Regions from separate parts of the Homo sapiens genome. Here region 2 is linked to region 1. Evidence: chromatin loops called from intact Hi-C (ENCODE). Cell type or tissue: Caco-2. All regions are shown on one strand. Each heading gives the region's core, and the rest is flanking DNA. Links, peaks and the distances in the headings are about the cores only.

The links. A loop is a pair of places that touch in the nucleus more often than their neighbours do. Peaks named below come from ENCODE experiments on the same cell type or tissue, not always from the same donor. Only the 100,000 strongest peaks of a DNase experiment are listed, where the experiment ranks them.
Region 2: it touches region 1 in a loop (4-fold over the local background); 1 of 110 quality-filtered maps calls a loop at or near these places.

The regions. Positions count from the first base shown.
Region 1 is chr12:19,091,894-19,103,510 of GRCh38, reverse strand. No RefSeq gene overlaps it. Among named protein-coding and RNA genes, the nearest start is that of PLEKHA5, 32 kb to the left of the region's middle. RefSeq lists a silencer at 10,809-11,009. In Caco-2, for the core only: no CTCF peak of the experiment used is centred there; a DNase peak (open chromatin) is centred at 6,220; H3K4me3 peaks cover 219 bases.
Region 2 is chr12:19,005,378-19,016,994 of GRCh38, reverse strand. No RefSeq gene overlaps it. Among named protein-coding and RNA genes, the nearest start is that of PLEKHA5, 120 kb to the left of the region's middle. RefSeq lists an enhancer at 11,033-11,534. In Caco-2, for the core only: no CTCF peak of the experiment used is centred there; a DNase peak (open chromatin) is centred at 6,784.

The DNA of each region.
Region 1 (11,617 bases), core at 1,242-9,241:
GAAAAAGGAAGAGGAGGAATAAACATAATTGAAATTGAATTATGCCTAAAGTCTAACTTTATCCTGTGGATACTTTTTACTTTGGGGACAACATTTTAGAATAACACCTAGGGAATGTACATTACTCATTAACTATACTTCTAAGGAAACCAAGGAGACCTATGCAGGTTTCCAAATGCACAATTTTAGACGTACTGATCCAGACATCTCATTGTATTTGAGGCAAACTTTCCTACTTGGTAAATAAGAAACAAGTTTCCTATTCATCTATTTCATGGACTCTGTGAATTCTTTAACATTTGTGAAATAATAAAAACTTTTTCTCAAAGTGTGACAACATTATGTATGCCTTTGGACATGTTTGATACGAGAAACATATTTCTTCTAAGCTATCTAAAGAAAAAAAATCTCTTATAAACAGTCAAGGTATCTTACAGAACTCAAGGGCAAGAAATGCAGCCACATTCCTTGAGGGACTGGAGCTGAGGACTGGAAAGTTGTCAGTGACTGAGGCAACTCTTGGGATATTTTTTCTTTTCCTGAAACTTATCCTCTTCCCCACTACACTTTCACCATAGTTGTTAATTTTTGCTATTTCTACGTTTCTACTCCTTTTTGCAGAATAGCTTTCTTAACTCCACTTTTATATGGCACATCATGTACAGTTGCCAGATTTGACAAGCAAAAATATAGCATGCCTGTATTTTATCTGGCAACTCTAAAATCATGCCTAGCCAATCCAGAGCCCTCATTTCCTGAGTCTAGCTGATCCATAACCCAGAGCTCATTTACAAGACTCTCTGCGTCCTTATTCAAAAGGCAGGAGGATGAATCTAATTAGTCCAGCTTGGTCCACTGTCCAGACCTGATCACATCTTGTGTTGCTGGAATTAGTGACAATGAGAGTCACAGGGCCCATCTCCTAGGTGGGAAGCATTGTTAGAAAAGGGAAAAGTGCTGATAATTCAGCTCAAAATGTTATTGACTAGATATAAATGTAGGCCCTAAGTAAACATTGCTATACATATAGAAGTTGCTCTTGCAAACTTCTTGAGGTCATAGAATAAGTTTTATTGGTCTTTGTATGTCCTGGTGCCTGGCATCTGGTGCTCTATACCTATTGGTGAATTGTGTTAAACAGGAAAAATTTCAAAAATTATTCTATTAATTTGAATATCTGAAAATGTGGAGGGAAACCAAGGCAACTTTCCAGAAGTGGTGTTCTAAGTGGCTGACCATGTTGCTTTTAGTGAATAGTACAATAAGGCATCAAATGGGGACCTGGCGTCAAGAGTCACTGAAAAGCTCAGTGACTTAAAAATAGCTTAAATTTTTTATCCTCAGCCCATTTTATCAAACAGATATCTTTTAGAAGATAAAAACATTACTCCAGCAAGATTAATATATTAGCCAATCACTAAGAGGATAATTATTTTATTAAAATTTCAGATTAAATGCTCTTCTCTTAATAAACCTTTTATAAGGGGCCATTGCTCTTTTATTTTCTTTCTTCTCTTTAGGCCGTTCATAATATTCTTTACATAATGATTAACCCTTTCTTTCAGGTTCCTTAATGCATAGGAGTAGCTAGCGACTTTTTACTTATTACCTATTGCTTATATGATGCTAACTAAAGATGGGATAAAAACCATTTGCCTTAGCAACATCTAAAGCAGTGATGGCTAAATGCCATGGTACCATAATTTACTTCTTATGGGAGACAGACCACGGAAAGAAGAAATTAAAGTAGGATCACATGATCTAGGCTTGAAGACACATGATTTAGGTTTAAATCTCAGCTCTACTTGTAACTCACTGTGATGCCTTAGGTGTTTCATAACGTCTTTAAGTCTTGGTTTCTACAAAGCAAAGATAAATATGGCTGCCCAGGCCACCTGCCAGAGTCATTAATCAAATGAGATAATGTAGGTGAAAGTGTTTTGTAAACTATAAGACACTTCACAAACAAGTTTTTTTGTTGTTATTATCCAATAAAAGATGCTTATAAGTCATATTAATGTCTAAGAAAAAATAGCATTACTACGTTGATGGCTACTATGAGCTAGAGGTATAAGCTATAAAGATAGAATTATTCAAGGAAAAATAAATATGTACTAACTTTTCTTTTCTTTTTTTTTGAGAGAGAGTCTCGCTCTCTTGCCCAGGCTGGAGTGCAGTGGCATGATCTCGGCTCACTGCAGCCTCCGTCTCCTGAGTTCAAGCAATTCTCTTGCCTCAGCCTCCCGAGTAGGTGGGATTACAGGTGTGTGCCACCATGCCTGGCTAATTTTTGTACTTTTAGTAGAGACAGGGTTTCACCATGTTGGCCAGGCTGGTCTTGAACTCCTGACCTCAGGTGATCCGCCAGCCTCAGCCTCCCGAAAAGCTGGGATTACAGGCGTGAGCCACTGTGCCCGGTCTGTACTATCTTTAAGGACACAATTTTCCTATTGCTTATTATTTTTTAATGTATAAGATGAACAGAGAGCACACTAGGCTTGAGAGAAACACGAGCCCCTAAAACAACAAAAAATGTGGTTAACAAAGCCTTAATGATTTTGGTCTTTAACAACGGACTGCCTTGATAAGCATGGGAGTCTTTGAAACCTCCCCTGTTTAATTTCTATGCCTGTGCCATTGTCTCATCCCATATCCTCATTTTTGTTGGAATCTCCAGACAAAAGGCAGGGCATAGGTGTTTGTACATCCTCTGCCCCACATAGAAATATCAGTATCTACTCTCTTCTCATTTCATTTTTCTCCACAGTCTTAAGCCTCCCTATTTAGAGAAAATGAGAACTAGCTCTTCCTCACAAACGATGGGAGACCTGTGGAAAAGCAAAGCTTTCTCTACCGCTGAAAGCTCCTTTCTTCTTATAATGAGTGTGGAACATATTGGTTTTATCTGTGGTGATTTTTAGGCCCTAACTGGGGCCTGATACACATTGGTGCCCAATACATAATTATCAAATACACAAATTGATTGACTGTAGCTTGCCTGAATTATTATATTCTCAAGACGGGATATCAATATCTTTTTGCTAATTAATCCATTTAACTGTATAAAGATGATATTATAAGGACTTTGACCTTGGAGTTGTCTATGGATGCAATTCCTCAATATACACTAGTTGTGGAACAGCATACTATTATTAAATCAAATACTTACGACTTGCCTTACTTGGGAAACACTTGTAAATATCCATTTTGAGTATTGATAAGGCAATGTCTAGATCCTCTTTTGTATTACTGGTTTTATTATTTTTTATCATTTAAAATGTTAAAGTCAGTTGAATTCATGTCTAGCCAAACTGAATTGAATTTCAAGTCTATGCTGTTAAGTTTGATTAACATCTACAAAGGGAAGGAAAGCAGGCTATTTCCAGGCAAGTTTTATGTTTACAAGTTGTGGAAAGATTGCCTATTTTAACCAGTGGAATTGATCTTGGAATGATGAACTTTTAAAACAAGATGGACTATGGCCAATTAGACCCAGAGATACAGAAAATGAATTATAAAAACAACATATAGGAAAGATAGAGTTGCATTGATGGGCAGCTTTTAATAAAAAATTTAAGCACTGTTATTATTCTATTAATTTTGTTAGATTCATACATAAATTTTGTACTTGGAGCATTGGAACTAGTTAATATATCAGGTTTGCTCATCTACTTACTGCAGAGTCTGTAATTGCTTGTCATTTTATGATGCTTTATTTGTTTCATGCTGGTGTTCACCATCACTATCAAGGTTTATAGAATTCTGCCCTTGTTTGCAGTGTCCATCTTCTTTTCTTATTCTTGCCAGAAAAAAAGTTAGCTGCACCTTGTTGCTCTCCTCTGTGCCTTGTCTCTTGCTTAGGTCCCAAGTTTCTGCCTAACTGGTTGGAGGAATACTTCTGGGCTTGCCACTGTAATTTGTTTAATCAGGTCCAGGTCATGGGAACAGAGCAATGATTCTGAGAATGATTTGCCCTCAGCTGAGATCTGGCCACCCTAGAGAATAGACTTCATGTTATGGAAACAACAGCATGCTGTTTCAAAGCAGGGGACACGTAGCCCTGAGAAATCATTTGGGGAAAAAAATTTGAAGATTAACCTGAAAATGGGGAATGCTGGAACAAAATACCTGCCATGCTTGAATGGCAATTCCATTGGTCGTATACTTTGCCTCAATTGTCTGGCCTTAGTTAAAATGATTATATTTTCTTGTTGCTTCTATTTCAGAAGCGAGCACATTCATATATCAGTCAAATCTTTCCTTTTGGATACCACTGAAACCTTTTCTGTATTATAATTAAATTATAATTATTAACTCATTTATCAAAATAAAATTTCTCTAGCAAAGAACTAGATATAACAATTTTAAAAAGTTATAGGCCCGGCGTGGGGCTCATGCCTGTAATCCCAGCCCTCTGGGACGCCAAGGTGGGCGAATTACTTGAGCTCAGGAGTTCGAGACCAGCCTGGGCAACATGGCAAAAACCTGTCTCTACAAAAAATACAAAAATTATCTAGGCATGGTGGCACACGCCTATAGTCCCAGCTACTTGTGGGGCTAAGGCAGGAGGATGGCTTGAGCCTGGGAGGTCAAGACTGCAGTGAGCTGAGATTGTGCCACTGCACTTCAGCCGGGGTGACAAAGTGAGACTCTGTCTCCAAAAAATAAAAATAAAAATTTAAAAATTTATATTATCAACCCACCTTATTAATCAGAAGAAAAAGAAAGAAAAAAATGTTATAATAAAGGGAACATTTTGACATTCTCCAAAGATGTCTCTGGGTATTAAAGGCAGACCACTAGAATAATGGTACAGTAACATAATAGCTCTATTCTTATTCTACCCTCATGTTTGCTCACATATACAGTAGACTTAGTAATTGCATAAATGCCTTTAGCCTCAACGTGCTATAAGGGTTTTGTAAAATTATATCTAAGAACCACTTTTGTTCCATTTGGAACTTTCCCATGGAAAGTAATTAAAATTTCCTTTTTTCCCCCACAAACTTTTTCTTAAAGTATTATTTGCTGACCCCAAAAGGATTTGGGAAACAATAATGGATATTTACTTAAAGTGAATGCTGTGGAACATGTGAATAAAAACAAACTTGAGCTATGGTAGTATTCTTTGGATATTACAATTTTAAATATGTTCCTGTTGGGCACGGTTGTTCACATCTGTAATCCCAGCATTTTGGGAGGATGAAGGGAGAAGATGGTTTGAGTCCAGGAGTTGGCAAGTAGCCTGGGCAACATAGTGAGATCTCCATCTCTACAAAAAAATTTTTTAAAAAATTAACCAGGTAGGCTGGGTGCAGTGGCTCACGCCTGTAATCCCAGCACTTTGGGAGGCCGAGGTGGGCGGATCATGAGGTCAAGAGATCGAGACCATCCTGGCGAACACGGTGAAACCCCATCTCTACTAAAAATACAAAAATTAGCTTGGGGTGGTGGTGCGCACCTGTAGTCCCAGCTACTCGGGAGGCTGAGGCAGGAGAATCACTTAAACCTGGGAGGTGGAGGTTACAGTGAGCCCAGATGGTACTACTGCACTCCAACTTGATGACAGAGCAAGACTCTGTCTCAAAAAAAAAAAAAAAAAAAAATTAGCCAGGTGTGGTGGCACTCACCTGTTGTCCCAGCTCTTGGAAGGCAGAGATAGGAGGATCCTTGAGCCCAGGAGTCCGAGGTTATAGTGAGCTATGATTGTGCCATTGTGCTCCAGCCTGGGTGACAGAGCAAGACCCTGTCTGGGGAAAACAAAAAAAAGCTTGCTTATTTTCAGTTCAAAATACTATTAAAATAAACTTCGCGGCTAGGCAAGGTGGCTCACGCCTGTAATCCCAGCACTTTGGGAGGCTGAGGTGGGTGGATCACGGGGTCAGGAGATCGAGACCATCCTGGCCAACGTGGTGAAACTCCGTCTCTACTAAAATAGAAAAAATTAGCTGGGCATGGTGGCACGCACCTATAGTCCCAGCTACATAGGAGGCTGAGGCAGGGGAATTGCTTGAACCCGGGAGGCGGAGGTTGCAGTGAGCTGAGATTGCACCACTACACTACAGCCTGGGTGACAGAGCAAGACTCTGTCTCAAAAAAAAAAAAAAAAAAAAGTTTGCCATATGCACAGGATTCCTAATGATTGACTTATGATTGTTGCAAATCCAGCTAGAACATAATATTTGGAAAAATCTGGTCTTTACTGGCAATCCAGTCAAGGGCGGGGGTTGGTGTGGTAAGACATGAGGTTCTCATAACACAGTGGCCAGAGGAAAAGAAAATAAGTCTTTTGTGTCCTTATCATGTTTGTGTAAAAAAAAAAAAAAGAGCTGCTCTAAAAAATTGCGTAATAGAAAGTACTCAGAGCTTTAAAAGATTGCAATACACAGGACATGCATGTCATTTAATTATGCACTGATTTACCTGTTCAGACATGTCTTTGCTGTCCCTGGGTATTCATTAGAAGTTCAACTATAGTTACAATGAAGATTTTAAGTACTTAGCAACATACATATACAGCATTTGTATAATTACACGGAGCAATAAAGTTTGTTTTAGAGTTAGATACGTGCATATAAAACAAATGACATTTCCTAAGATTATCCTTCCATGTATTAATTTTCAGCTGAAAAAAAGACATAACTTTGCCAGTAAAAATCTATTTTTTCCCACCAGTTCTGAAATTTAGTGTATTAGGTAATCGAGTTTTATCAGAATGCATGCATGTCAACTGTTGTTTAACTTGAGGTTTACACGTAAGCTCTTAGGCAGATTTAAAATATGATAAGCTTATTGAGACTGTATCCAAACTGTTTTGCCCTCCTTTGGCAATCTTTCAAAGGCTATATATATATATATATATATATATATATATATATATGTATGTATATATGTAAAGTCCCCTCTCTTCCTTCAACTCTTACTGAATTGGTTAATGTTCCCAATATTACAGAATTTGTAGTACACAAAGAAAGTAGACCAAATAATTAAATACTAGCTCTGTATTCTCTCTTCCTTCAACTCTTACTGAATTGGTTAATGTTCCCAATATTACAGAATTTGTAGTACACAAAGAAAGTAGACCAAATAATTAAATACTAGCTCTGTATTGCAGGAACAACCAGAATTCAAGATAAGAATAGAGAAATTTCTAGGAGTCTTTCTTTTCTTTATGAGTAAGCCTACCACACCCATCAGAAGATGACAAAGTTCAATGGGTGAATAAGTACAAGCTTCCCTTGAAACAGTGGTTCGCAGATTTTTTTTCAGTGACTCTTTTACTAACAAAATGCCGCATATCCCCTACCCTTTTTCCTGGTAATAAGTGCTTTTCTTTTCGTTTCTTTCTTTCTTTCTTTCTTTTTTTTTTTTTTTTTTTGAGACAGGCTCTCACTCTGTCACCCAGGTTGGAGTGCAGTGGTGCCATCATGGCTCACTGCAACCTCAGACTGCCAGGCTCGCATGATCCTCCCACCTCACTCTCCTGAATAGCTGGGACTGCAGGTGCATGACATCAAGTCCAGGTAATTTTTTAATTTTTATTTTTAGTAGAGACGAGGTCTCGCTATGTTGCAGAGGCTGATCTTGAAACCCTAGGCTCAAGTGATCCTCCAGCCTCCCAAAGTGTTGGAATTACAGGTCTGAGCCACCATGCCTGGCAATAAATACCTTTCTGAAGGCTACTTCTGAAGTGGTTCGTAAGCCAATCCCTTACTAACTTAATACCTCCCAAATTTAACGGCAGTTTAATGCTCCAAGAATACAAACATGAAGGCTCTTAGGAATAAGCCAATAAGTTTAATTGTGATAGGATAGTGCTTGAATGTAAGAAAATAGGGAAATACAAGCCTTTAATGCCTTTTTGTCTAAGAAGGGAAGACTCATATAGAAATAGTCATGCTTTAAAAATGTTAATGATGCTATTGTGGCGGTAATCTAGGACTATGGGTCCTGATAGAAATTCTCGATGGTTGGAAAAGGGGATAAAATATTCGAAACCACCAAGCATTCCTCCCTGCAACTCCTCCACAAATGGTGGGAATGTGTATTTGTCTTGGGGTTTACCACCTTCCTTTGTTTAGAGAGGACTCATATATCATGAGCAAAGTATCTGTAAATTAATTAAGTAAATAGCAATTTTTAAAGGTGGGTATTTGTAAATTAAGTGCCCACAATTACCTTTGGGGAAGCCCATTGATAAAGTCATCCCCAAATAGATACTAAGTCTGCTGAATTCTTTTGGGGGTAACTGTCTCTTGGAAGACACTTTGGTTACATGACCTGGCTCTGCCTCTTCTAGCTGAGCCTAAGACAGGGCTTGGGGATATGTTATTTGTGAGAGGAGAGATAGAAAAGAAGAGCTTTTATCTTGAGAATGTTAAATGGTTTCTGTGAACATCCCAGAAGCCTGGGGCCCAAAGAAAGAGTCTGCCTGAAGAGTCCCTTTGAAATGGCATGCCAATAGACTCTAGGTTCTAGGATGAACATCTCACATAAACATTCATATTTTCCTTTTCTTTATTATAATCCCTTGCAACTTCTTCAAGCCTTAGTAAAATATGCTAAAATGTTGGTTAGTAGTATTTTCTGAATTCAAGGTGTGGGGGGATCCATTTCTTCTTTCTTTCTTTTTTTTTTTTTTGAGAAGGAGTCTCACTCTGTCGCTCAGGCTGGAGTGCAGTGGCATGATCTCAGCTCACTGCAGTCTCCACCTTCTGGGTTCAAGCAGTTCTCCTGCCTCAGCCTCCTGAGTAGCTGGGACCACAGGGGCGCGCCACCAAACCCGGCTAATTTTTGTATTTTCAGTAGAGATGGGGTTTTGCCATATTGGCCAGGCTGGTCTGAGGGCATCCATTTCTATGTTTTTGGCGGAATCTGTGTCTATATTCTGGGGAGACTAAATAGCCTCCAGCCAGCGTGATCAGTGGAGAAATCTGATGTAGCAGCCCAGAGGGAGTTGACCCAAAACACCCATGATGGATTTGTGAAACATGAGAATTTACTATCTTCATAAAATCTAGGGGTGGGACTAGACTCCCTGCATTCCCTTGGATGAAGGCTCTTATCCTTTTTATTTAGCAATTATAGAGAAAGGTGACCCACATAGGCTAGTGAAGTTGTGTTACATAATTCATTTTGTAAAAATGTATGAAAGTTAGTCAGGCATGGTGGTGCACACCTGTAGTCCCAGCTACTCAGGAGGCTGTGATGGGAGGATCACCTGAGCCCAGGAGCTCAAGGTTATAGTGAGCTATGATTGTGCCACTGTGCTCCAGCCTGGGTGACAGAGGAAGTCCCCATCCTTAAAAACAAAAACAAAAAAGGATGTAAGAAATAAAATCCTATGTCACCCTGATGAACTAGTATCTGGTAGTAAAGTAAGAGGATCATGTTAGATAATTTCAGAACAACTTGGAGGATGAAAAAAGGAAGCTTTAAATATAAAAGTCTGGCTGGGCGTGATGGCTCACGCCTGTAATCCCAGCACTTTGGGAGGCCCAGGCGGGCGGATCACGAGGTCAAGAGTTCGAGACCAGCCTGACCAACATAGTGAAACCCCGTCTCCACTAAAAATACAAAAATTAGCTGGGCGTAGTGGCGCGCGCCTGTGATCCCAGCTACTTGGGAGGCTGGGGCAGGAGAATAGGTTGAACCCGGGAGGCGGAGGTTGCAGTGAGCTGAGATCGCACCACTGCATTCCAGCCTGGGCGACAGGGCGAGACTCCGTCTCAAAAAAAAAAAAAAAAAGTCTATTACCTCTCTGCTAAATGCGATACTTTACTATTATGTAAGAGCATATGCAAAAAATACACAGGCATACCAAAAGAATAACTTTAAGTGCATATTAATAAAACATCATAAAACGACTATGGTTTGCTCATTATGGTGGGAAATGCACACACACACACAAAGCTAGGAAACACGTTCCTGCCCTTTAGAAGTTTACCATTATAAAGTCCAATTTGAATTACAAATTGAGAGACACATATGACAGACCAAAGAAAGCATGTGCAGAAATCAGTATCTGTTTTCCAAACAGGACATACCACTCTTGACCACAATGTCGAGGAAGGCATAGAATGAGGTGACCACTCTCAAACCAGATTTGGAACAAGTAAGAGGAGCCGGCAGTGGCAGTTCTTCAGAAGAATGGTTGAGATTATCAGTGGGATGCAAGTGGGCCCTCTACTTTGTCAGACATGTTTGTTTCTCCTCAGCAGGGAGGAGAATGGAGCAGTCCACTAAGGGAGGGACTATTTAGTACAGAAGTCCAGAGCAGAAACTCTAAAGCCATACTACCTGATTTCCAACTTAGGCAAGTGACTTCATTAATCCACCTATTTTTCTCAAGAGATCCCCTTATTTTCAAGGACAATAATCAATCTAGATGAATCACTAAAGTGGTGATGTTTTATGACTTGCTTTAAATATTTCCAACCAGGTGTAGATGAAGTCTTATGTGATGATTCTGGATGCAATTGGTTTCTGCCTACTCTGGATTCATTTTGAAATTAAAATTAATCTTTTTTGGGAGCAATGGAATTATACTAAGGTGGCTTCTTTTCCTATAATTGAGTTTAGGCCTGTGTCTTTCTAGACCTAGGATACAGATGGACTCACGGGCCATTTCCAGGTTGATTAGGAGCAAATATATTGGCTATAGACTAGTAGTGCCATTAGAATGATTTCTGTTGCCTCTATGGTGTTTCTGCTGTAGCCTACCTCCCAGTGACATGGCAGTCTTTTTTTTTTTTTTTTTTTTTTAGTATTTATTGATCATTCTTGGGTGTTTCTCGGAGAGGGGGATTTGGCAGGGCATAGGACAATAGTGGAGGGAAGGTCAGCAGATAAACATGTGAACAAAGGTCTCTGGTTTTCCTAGGCAGAGGGCCCTGCCGCCTTCCACAGTGTTTGTGTCCCTGGGTACTTGAGATTAGGGAGTGGTGATGACTCTTAACGAGTACGCTGCCTTCAAGCATCTGTTTAACAAAGCACATCTTGCACTGCCCTTAATCCATTTAACCCTGAGTTGACACAGCACATGTTTCAGAGAGCACGGGGTTGGTGGTAAGGTTATAGATTAACAGCATCCCAAGGCAGAATAATTTTTCTTAGTACAGAACAAAATGGAGTCTCCTATGTCTACTTCCTTCTACACAGACACAGCAACAATCTGATCTCTCTTTCTTTTCCCCACATTTCCCCCTTTTCTATTCGACAAAACTGCCATTGTCATCATGGCCCGTTCTCAATGAGCTGTTGGGTACATCTCCCAGACGGGGTGGCAGCTGGGCAGAGGAGCCCCCCACCTCCCAGATGGGGCGGACATGGCAGTCTTACAGAGTGAAGGGAGCAATGGCAGAAGAAGAGCCAACAGGTATTTCTACGATTGGTATAAGACAGAAATTGTGTAGTCTGGTTTATTGAGAAGTTTTATAGGGCCATGTTGGTTTGAAAGTACTAACAGCAGTATTCTACAACACTAAATGCATTCTCTTGAAATCCTAAACTGCCTTTAAAAAAAAAGTGTTGTGCTATTAAAAATTGTAGCGAATACATTACATTTAATTTCTTTCTTTTTAAAAAAAATTTTAAAAGACAGGGTCTTGATCTGTTA
Region 2 (11,617 bases), core at 1,841-9,840, 87 kb after region 1:
CCCCAAAAGGGAGAAAAATGGAATCACTCATATTCTTTCACAGTGCTGAGATAGTATCTGTGAGTGAATGCACAAGATTCTTATTTCAGGTATATATGGCTTTAAATTGATATCTACAAGTCATATTGTGGACTTCCTTATGTGTTCATTTGGTATAGATTATTAGAAGTTTTAAAGTCCCGTCACTGAACTTGTTTTTCTAAGAATAACCCTTCATATTTGAGTTCTTGCCAAATTCAGTCTTAATCATTATGCAACAAAATATTCTATGTCATCTGTTGGTGTGTTTACAAAGGAATGAGCATAAGCACATATGTATTTACGACCAAAAAATTAATCTTAAAAAAAAAATCACTCTAAGTTATGGGGAATTCTGGAAGCTTCTGAGTAAGCCAAAAGACAAGTTTCATATAAGGAGGTTCAGTAATTTTTGTTGCATTTGATGAGAATAAAACAAGACTTCACATATTACTAGCAGCTCAACTTGGTGCTAAGACTAAAGTTTCCCTGATGATGAAGCATTTTTGCCTTTCCCCAAGTCTTAGTGCAGGATTTGAGGAATAGGGATATAAATAAGACAATGTGTTGAGTAAGTTTCTGAGATGGAGAAGAAGGTTGCAAGAGAATAACTGAATGGTTATCAGACAATATTTGATGTCAATGTCTAAAAATTATTCCTCTGCCACATTCCCTTTTGGAGAGCCTACAGGCTAACTGGTGATAGTTCCAGGAGTGAATACATTCAGGAGTAAGTCTATTTCAAACACAAAAAATACTCCTTTCCTCCAGTCAATATCTTAATATCTTGAAGAAATTAATTTTTTTTTTTTTGAGACAGGGTCTCACTTTGTCACCCAGGCTGGAATGCAGTGGTGTGATCTTGGCTCACTGCAGCCTCAACCTCCTGTGCTCCAACGCTCCTTTTGCCTCAGCCCCCAAAGTAGCTGGGACTACAGGCTCACGCCACTATGCCCAGCTAATTCTGTGTATTTTTTGTAGAGGTGGGGTTTCGCTATGATGGCCAGGCTGGTCTCGAACTTCTGAGCTCAAGTGATCTGCCTACCTTAGTCTCCCAAAATGCTGAGATTACATGTGGGAGTCATGGTGCCTGGCTGAGATTCGATTTTTAAAATCTTTATAATATGCTTGAAATTATTCCATCTCTCCATCACCCTTGCCACTAAGTCCAAGTCACCATCATCTCTGGCTTGGATTATTGCAATGGGTTCTTAACTTGTCTATCCACTTTTGTATTTTTTCAAATTATCACAAGGTAGCCAGAGTCATTTCCTAAAAACAGAAATCAAATCATGACACTCTTCTCATTAAAACCTCTCAATGGTTTCTCACTGAAGTTAGAGGAAAATCCAAACTTCGTCCCATGTCCTACAAGACTGAATACTCTGGCTTCTGAAGGTCTTTCAGCCTTGGCAGCTTTTCTTACTGAGCATTGCTCCAGACCCTTGGGTCCTTCGTCGTTGTCAGTTTGCTGAGTGCTTTCCTGCTCCGCCTCTGCTCTCTGCTCTCTCCCAGTCTTCACAGGGCATTTTCCTCATTGCAGTTTAAACATGAGCTCCTCAAGGAGGCCTTTTCTGATTACCCCATTTAAGTAGGCTCTCCTTACTCTGGTGTTCTCAATCATAGCACCCTGTCTCCTTCGTAGCTTTTATCATTATTTGTAATTACATACTGATTTATTTGTTTATCATATGTCTCCCCTACAAATGTGTAAACTCCCTAAAATGCAACGGCCATATGTAACTTATTCACCACTCATTATTCAACCCTTAGAACATGCCAAGAACATAGTAGGTGCTCAATAAGTAGTTGTTGAATGAATGGAATGAACAATAATTACACAAACAAATAGCTATTGGACCTTTATTATGTGTTGGGCACTTGGCCTACCATAATAATAATGTTTTACCTTTATGAGAAGCCTGTGAAAGAGATACTGACATCTCTGGTTTACCGATGAAGAACTGGAGGATTAGAGACTTTAAATAACTTGTCCAAAGTTTCACAGCTAATAGGTGACAGAGATAGGACTCAAACTTAGTTCAAGCTTAAGATTCATGCTACTGTATTAACTACTACTATCTATCATTTATTTTGCAAATATTTATTGAGGATATAAAGTGAATAAAAGTACTGGGAAATAAGGAGCAGCAGTAGTAATAGTTATATGCTAACTGACATTTGAAATACACTTATAGATGAAATTACCAGATGATATTTGCAAAGCATCAAGCACAGCACTACAGTGTACTATACAGAGGGATTGCAGAGTCAAGACATAATTGAGAGCGCCCAGTGACTGATAGAAGGTCCTGCCACGAAGAGTTGTGGATGTGGTTTGGAGACATCTCTGGCTGAGCCTGATCTGCTGCTAGAGAGGAGACAATGGTGCATCTTAACAAATGACAATGCTGCTTCTGGTGTGATAGCAGCAGACTCAAATCAGGTTTTCAGTCTACTTTTAAGGAAACAGATGGTAATGTATACCTTATAAATGCTTGCAGGCTTTGTGGATAAAATGTCCTTTCAAGCCATTTGGAAATGTTCCACAGATCTGTGTTGTTATGGTGATGCAATGGAGCAGACGTAGAATAAGATTTGTAAAGAGAAAACAAAATCCAGCTCTTAAGGCTTACAGTCTGTCCTAGCCTAATTTATTTCTCTTTGAAAACATGGGGAGGTTCTTGGGGAATTAGAAAATGTGAAAACATTGAGACGTTGCTCTAGCCTTTAGAAAGCCATGGGGCAGACTATACTAATACACCATCAAATTAAATCATGAAGTTCCCTTCTAAATTTATCAGTATTAAAGAGGCAGCTTCAGAGTTTCTCTAAGAAAGAGCCACATACTAATTAAACAGCAGAAAGTTTTGCTTGAGCAAAAGGTTAAGATGCTTAAATATATAGTTTTCCATGTATCTCTAAAAATCTCGGATAAAATAATTATTGTTTGTGTCAATCATTTATTTGCTCTTAAATTCCTTTTATTATATTTAGGTTGAGAAATGCTTCATGCAAAAGCACATTTCAATGAAGTTTATTTTAACACCTCCATTTAGGGGTTTATTTGTAAATAGAAATAGGACATTTCAGACACTGATTGGACTGATTAATGGCGCTCATCAGGAAGAACCAAGGGATCATAATTAAACACCCAAAGTACATGGTCTGATGGTTTTATGTTGTATAAATTATGCATGAGTTTGGCATTTATATTTCATGGAAAAATTACAGTGCTGTTTCCTTAATGCATTGTCTACATAAAGAATATTATATGTGTGTGAATATGAATATGAATCTACAATCCCTGATGTACTTTTTTTTAATAATCAAAAATTTCAAGCAAAGATTCAATAGTTTCAGCTTAATGATGCAGGAGGTTCCACTTCTCTCTACTGGATGCTCTACACTATTCACCCTTTCAGAATAGCCAACTATTTAACATAGGAATGAATCTAGACACTGTTACCTTTACAGGCAATTGCTCCCGGAGTTGTGGATTTCACAGAATATAAAGAGACAGCCAAAGTCAGGTGAAAATAGCCACTTTTGGAGTGCAATAGAGTAGCTACCTTTTTATTTTTCTGGATACGAATGTGGAAAATAAAACCAACTGTTATTACTGTTATTTCATGTAAGGACATAACTATAAAATTCAAAATGGAATATGTTTCCCTTTATTAAGAACTCTCTACATTGTGCTTATTTTTCTTATCTCACCTCCAAACTCTAAAACTTATTATTCATAGCATGACGCCAACCTGTGGGCCAACCTTTGGAAATGATTGCTTCACGAGTCATTAGCCTTTACTTCCTAGGTAATATTTACATATCATTGGCAATTGGTAACACCAGGGTCATATCACTTTTATGCCCAGTCTCTTAGGACAAAGGCTCTAGGTTAGCTATTAAAAACATGAGACCTGTCTCAAGGTCTCCTTTATATGACTCTCTACTTGCTAACCAGACTCAAGCCACAGTGGCCTTCTTTCAGCTCCTTGAATGCGTAAGACCTCCATGCTTCAGAGTCTCAGATACTGTTCTTTCTGTCCATACCATTCTTTCCAGCATTCTTCTCCTGGTGAATACCTCCTTATTCTTTAGGACTCAGTTTAAATGTTTTCATAGTGACCATCCCAGACAACCCATCTCAGATAGGTTTCCCAGTTAGGCTTTCTAACAAAACCTGTAGCTTCGCTCTGTTAAACTTACAATTAGTAGACTTTAAGAGCCCCGAAAGCATAGTGCTGGATAGGCTTGTCTTCGTATTCCCATCACCTACCATATGCTTGTCACGTAGCTGATGCTCCATAAACATTTGATGAATGATTAATAATTAATTATAACAAATTGATAATAACAATTGCTATTACCATTTATTGAATGCAGACTTTATTTCAGGTACTTTATATGGAATCATTGTTTTTAATCTTCGCAATAAGTCTCAGAGGGAGTTCTTTCTATGTTTATTGTATGAATGAAGAAACTGTAGTTCACAGGTTGGGATTTTTGTCCAAGGTTGCCCGGACGGTAAGTGACAGTGCTAGAGGTTTTGTTTGTTTTTTTCCCAAGGAGTATTTGGCTGGGCATGGTGGCTCACACCTGTAATCCCAGCACTTTGGGAGGCTGAGGTGGGTGAATTGCTTTTGAGCTCAGGAGTTTGAGACCAGTCTGGGCAACATGGCAAAACCCCATCTCTACAAAAATACAAAAATTACCCGGGCTTGGTGGTGCATGCCTGTAGTCCCAATTACTCAGGAGGCTGAGGCAGGAGGGTCACCTGAGCCTAGGAGGTCAAGGGTGCAGTGAGTGTTGATGGTGCCACTGTGCTCCAGCTTGGGCTACAAACTGAGATCTTGTCTTCAAAACAAAACAAAACAAAAGTATTATTTGTATAAATTTAAGGGGTACAGTACAAGTGTAGTTTTGTTGCACCGATATATTGTGTAGTGGTAAAATCTGGGCTTTTAGTGTAATCATCACCTGAATAAAGTACATTGTACCCATTAAGTAATTTCCTATCCCTCACTCCCCTCCCTCCCTCCCAAATGGAGTCTTCAATGTCTATTATTCCAGACTCTATGTCCATGTGTATATATTGTATGAGAGCTAGAGTTTTAACCTAACTATGTCTTGTTTCAGAGTTGATGATCTTGGCTCTATCATGCTAAGGTATTTTTTTACTGAAGAACAAGGAGTTATTAATACACAAAGATAATTTCTTATTTTCCAGCTAATTATTATAAAAAGCATCTATTGATTGTTTTGGTTCTCCATTGCTATATTAAAAAATAACCAATTAGTGTCTTAAAATAGCAAGAGTAATGTATTTGTTTTTAAATCTGCAATTTGAAGGGGGCTTGATGGGATAGTTCATTTCCATCTCACACGGTATCCGTCCTGGAAGCTTGATTGTGTCTAAGGATCTAGTTCCTAGAAGGCTCACTCATATGGCTAAAGTTGGTGCTTGCCAGGACTAAGCTGGGCTGTCAGGCAGGGTCTTGATGGCCCTCAAGGTGGCCTCTCCACGTGGCTAGGGTGGGCTTTTCACAGTATGGTCTCTGGTTTTCAAGAGGGAGTGTTTCAAGAACAAGCATTCTAAAAGGACAAGCCCTGATGTGCAAGTCTCTATTTTCATTATGCCAACGAAAATACCGTTGGCCAAAGCCAACCAAATGGTCAATCCCAAAGTCAAGGTCGGAAGGGACTACCCAGGAAGGTATGGTTCACTTGGAGCAAGAAGTACCAAAGGAACAATCTGCCACATTGCTCGTCAAAGCAGAATGGTAGAAACAAAGCTCTTTTGGTCTCACTTGTTTTTAGTATTTTTAGTCTTTATTTATTAAAACATGAAGTGATAGCTGACTCACAGGTGGTCACTTCCCCAATTAATATTCTTTTGAGAAAAAACACAACTGAAACTGGAGAGTTTCTTTATCCTGCTTGCAGGACATGCGACAGGGGTGTGGCTTGCTTCTTCCATCGCCTACTGCGCAAACCCCTAGGGGTAGCATGCAGACAGGCAGGTGCAGAGGCCGTGAGCTTTTGGGCTCCAGCCCCACGGCAGCATCTAGGGGTGGGTGTTTGAGACTCCTGAAGCCCAAGAGGGCCTGTGCTTTTTCAGCTTTGTCGGCTGCAGACGGCTTGGGTTAATCACCTCTGTAGACCCTCCGCCTTATGGCAAGCGCAGAGGGCCAGTGTGACAGCTTTCTGTATTCTGAGTGCTTGCCCAGTGTACCCGAAGAATTGGAACACATGTGGGCTTAAAGGATGAGTGCAAGATTTTATTGAATGGTAGAGGTGGCTCTCAGCAAGATGGAAGGGGAGCCGGAAGTGGGGGTATGGAGTGGGAAAGTGATCATCCCCTGGAGTCCCGCTGTTCTGGCGGATATTGAGACGCGCCTCCTCCCTCCTTCGCTGCTGGGCCTCCCTGCCACTTTCCACCGCTCTCTGCCGCTCTGTTCCTCTGCTCCTCTGGTCATACTGAATAGGAATGGGCCCCTAATCTAATATGACTGGTTTCTTTGTGAAAAGGAGAAATTTGAACACAGATATGCATACAGGAAGAACACCATGTGAAGAAGAAGACAGGGATCATGGTGATGCAGCAGAAGCCACAGAATGCCAGGTTGCCAGCATGCCACCAGAAACTAGGAGAGCAGCATGGAGCAAAGTTCCCCTCACAATCCTCTGAAGAAACCAACCCTGCTGACTCTTTGATCTTTAGAGCTGTGAGACAATAACGTTCTCTTATCTGAGCCACCCAGTTTCTGGTACTTTGTTACAGCGGCCTGAGTAAACTAATGCAAGCACTAACGACTGTCACAATCTCTAGCATCTCTTCTGTTTTCCTTTAAAAGTGCTTCTTTTTTTCTTCTAAGTTTTCCTTTTTGTTTTCATCCTGCACATATTGTATACTTGAGCATTAGTTAGAGACAACCTATTTTTTTTTCCAATTTAAGACTGAAGTTATTTACAACTCCTTTTTTTTCCTCTGATTAGATGCAATTTCTGCAAATATTTCCTTATAACATCTCTTGAATTCTCTTACTTTTCTCTCTTTTGTAATTTAAGCCTGTCTCCTCTTACATGGCAGAGTGATAGGTTTCTACTTCGTTTCTTGGTCTCAATTCATGCCTTGCTGCTATTCATTTTACATATTCTTTTCAAAACAGCCTACTTCAAACACCAGTCTCTATACATCATTTCTCTACTTGGTTCTACTATGTCTTATTATTTTCTAGCCCATTTTTCCTATCTCTGGGTTTATTACCTCTCTTCCTCTCTCCTTCCATACCTCTTTCTGCCTCTTTCTGAATTTTCGCTATGATTGGGCATGGCTTGTCTGACCTAGCCAAAAACACCTGATGGGTTGCTGATTGCTATGCTCATCTTAGTAATTTTTCCTTGGTGCTTTTGCATGATTTTCTTATACAGAATGTTCTCTCTAATAATTTCTTTAATGGTCATCTTAGAAATCCTTTTCCCAGGGAACCTTAATGGATAACACCATCCATACTACTCTTAACCCTCTCAGCAGTTATTTAGTTTACATTATTATTATTCTTAATATGAGCCAGGCATTGTGCTAAATGGTCTATATGAATTATTTAATATACTTCTTTTGCCAGTACAGTAAATTAGATAGTATTACTCATATTTTAAAGATCAAAGTTCAGTGAGGTTAAAACCCATTGAATCTTTTATAGCTAGTGAGAGTGATGATGATTTCACAGAAAAATTACTTTGGGTATAATATATTTAAAAAAAGTGCACTAATTTTAAGAGTCCTTGAGGAACTTTGACATATATAGATATGTGTGAGTGTGTGTCTGTGCACACGTGTGTATATATAATCTCCCTATAATCATCATCCCAACAAGATATGGGATATTTCTATAACACCAAAAGCTTTTCCATGCCTCTTTACAGTGAATCCTCCACTCACAGGCTCAATGACCCAATTTCTGTCACTACGGATTAGTTTTGCTTGTTTTAAAATTTTGTGTAAGGTCAGGTGTGATGGCTCATGCCTGTAACCCCAGCACTTTGGGAGGCCGAGGCAGGTGGATCATCTGAGGTCAGGAGTTTGAGACCAGCCTGGCCAACATGGTGAAACCCCATCTCTACTAAAAATACAAAAAATTAGCCAGGCATGGTGGTGCATGCCTGTAATCCCAGCTATTTGGGAGGCTGAGGCAGGAGAATCACTTGAACCTGGGAAGCAGAGGGTGCAGTGAGCCAAGATGGTACCATTGCACTCCAGCCTGTGCAACAAGAGTGAAATTCCATCTCAAACAAATACAATAAAATAAAATTTTGTGTAAATGGAACCATACAGTATGTTCACTTTGGTTTCTGGCTTTTTTTGCTCAGCATCATGGTTTTGAGATTTATTCATGCAGCATGTACATTAGCAGTTCTTTCCTTTTAATGCTAAATAGTATTCCATTATATGGGTATAGCGCAATTTGTCTACCTATTCACCTTTTGATGTTCTTTGGTTTCCATTTTTTGGCTATTTTGAATAAGGCTGCTATAAAAAATTTTGTAGACGTTTACATATTTACAAATGTTTTTATTTCTCTTGGGAAAATGCCTAGGAGTAGAAATTCTGAGTCATATGGTAAGTATACATTTAACCCCCATAAGAAACCAACAAATTAGTTTTCTAAGTGAGTATACCATTTCACAGTTCCATCAAAAATTTATCAAAGTTCCTGTTGCTTCACATTCTTGCCAACAGACGGTATTGCCAGTCTTTTCAATTTTAGTCATTGTAGGGAAATGTAGTTACAGCCCACTATGGTTTTATTTTTCATTTCCTTGATGGTTAATGATGTAGGGAATATTTTCATGTGCTTCTTAGGCATTCATATGTCTTTTTGTAAATTTTTGTTTAAATATTCAGCCCATTAAAAAAATTTAGTTGTTTGACTTCGTGCTGAGCTGGAAGTGTTCTTTATGTATTCTGGGTTCAAGTACTTTGTGAGACATATCAGTTATGAATATTTTCTCCCAGTCTGTGCCTTGCCCTTTCATTTTCTTGATGATGTCTTTCAAATAGCAAAAATCATAATTTTTTAAAGTCTAATTTATTTATTTTTCCTCTGCAGGGCAGTGTTTTTTGTGACGTGTTCAAGAAAGATCTGCTTTTCCCAATGTCATGAAGCAATTTGGTAGGCTGTATCTTTCAAGAAGTTTGTTGATTTCATCTAATTTTTCTAACGTATTGGCATACATTGGCTAATAATATACCATTAAAATTGTCAAGAATGTGAAGGGCTGAGATTTTACCCTACTTGCAACTTAAGTTTATCTGCTATAGTTTCATGGATGCTGCAGAAGACACAAGACTCTCAGTCAGAGATGGAGAGTTCATTACTCACAGCAATAGCAGTAAAGTATCAGCATTTTTTCAGCAGTTCCCCAAAATCTAGTTACCACAGGGTGACACTAAGAGGGCCAATAACACCTGCATATGCAGGAGGTTGTATTACAGAAGGGAACACTAATTCTTAGGGAAACCTAGAATTTCATAATGATCAGTAATCATACCTTCCCTTTATTCTACATGGTGTCACTATCTGTATGTATCTCACGAGGCTGCAAGAAAACCTGATATTACTATCAGAATCATTGCTAGAGAGTTCACTAATTAACATAAAGGTTACTTATTTAATATATTTATAAATACTCATAGAACATTTATTATATGCCAGACCCTGATCTAAGCAATTTGCGAATATCATCTCATTTAATTCTCATAATAACTCTACAAGGTAGGCATAGTTATGATTCCTATTTTACTGATGAGAGAAAAGAGGCACAGAGAGTTTAAATAACTTGTTCAAGGTTATGTGGCTAGTAAGTGGTACAGACAGATTTGAACCCAGACAGCCTGACTGCAGAGCCTACATTCTTTATCATCATACTGTGCTGCCTCTGTTGGAAATCATTGTTAGTTGGTGAAATAAGTGGTATTTAAAATATGTTTGTTGACCCAAAATCATATAAAGACACCTCTATAAATGTTGCATAACAATATTGCATCATAATATTACATATTAATAAGAACTAAGGAGCCCATTGGCCTAAAGCTCTTTGAAGAAGCCCTCAGGCCAAGGATTCCATTTAATCCATCTACCACTTAATGGAAAATGCCGTTGTCTAATTCAAGTAGAAGATTAGCTGATTCTAATGCTAAAATATTCCCACATTCTTGCAAGACAGATGTTTGAGGGCCTAACATCTGAGATGGGACTTCACCAACCTTAGAGGTTGTATGGCATTTTTAGTGCCTGTTTCCTAATAAAAATTTGCATTTGCCACAATATTTGGTCTGAGATTTGCCTTTATTATAACATCCTATCTTTTGGTAAGACTGTGGGTAGAGTTCTCATCTACTGTTAAGTGCCAGAGATCACAGACATTTACCAAAAAGAACCAGATAATTCTGAAAGGCTCAATTGGCTTTAGCTCAGTTAACAATGTCATGTTTGTCTGACTCAAAACGTCTGTGCTTTTGTTCAGGTTACAGCTAGGTTTTAATAATCCTCCATTTTGTACTTTAGAAAAATACAACTCAATTATTTTTTTTTCTTGAAAGAGGTTGGCAAAAAAGTTCCAATTGTGCAAATGGCTAAGAGTGAAAAGAAAGTTTCACATCTACCCCTGTCTTAAAGTCCTCCTTTGTAGACAAAACCACTGTATTTACAAATTCTTCCAGAAGTATTTTATGTGCATATAAACATATGTTTTTAACCTATTTTAATTGTCTTTTATGTGTCATCTCGTATCCCCAAATACATTTTGTGTTCATTGAGGGAACATTGTTTATTCCATTTTTTATTCTTCTACACTGCTCAATGTAGTTTCTCGAAAAGAGAACTCTCAATAAATGTGTTTTGCTGTTTTCAGTTTGGGTAGGATGAATAATCAAGAAAGGAGAGATATGTATCAAATTAAAGGTGATGTTCTGGCGTCCAAATACCTGAAAACTTCAGACTGTTAAGTGAAATTGTACACATACCAATTAGAATGGTTAACTTTGAATCAGAAGTGCTTTCATTTACGTATTTATGACTATATTCTAAATATCCCCAAATTTCGGCGGCTTTAGTTACAAATGAGGCCATGTTAGCATATATCTTTATTTTGTTAGCTGGCTGATTACCACTGGTACAACCTGTAAAACTCCCTAGCCATTCCTGGGATTCACATGTATTCACAAAATCACTCTAGCGCTATTGCATTTAAGTGTTTTTGAGAGCTGCTGGGCGCAAGCTGCCTTACAGTGACCTCTGTGCAAATGGCACTTCTCTATCCAGCATACTTTCTTACAGCGCTCCCCAAGCTGCAAAATCTCCACCTTGCCGAAGACTACTGGATTCCTCTCCATTTTTACTGCAACACTGGAGCCATGCTATGTTGTTTGCAGAAATGATAAAATACCCTTTCCCCAGCTCTGCCTTGAAGATTGTTAATCTGGTGCTAATCTCACAAAGTTCTTTGTGTAAACAGCCACTTCAACCTTTCTCTGCAGCCTTTTTTCTGTATTATGGTTCAGAGTGAGTCCCTAGGGCAGGGTATTAAATGA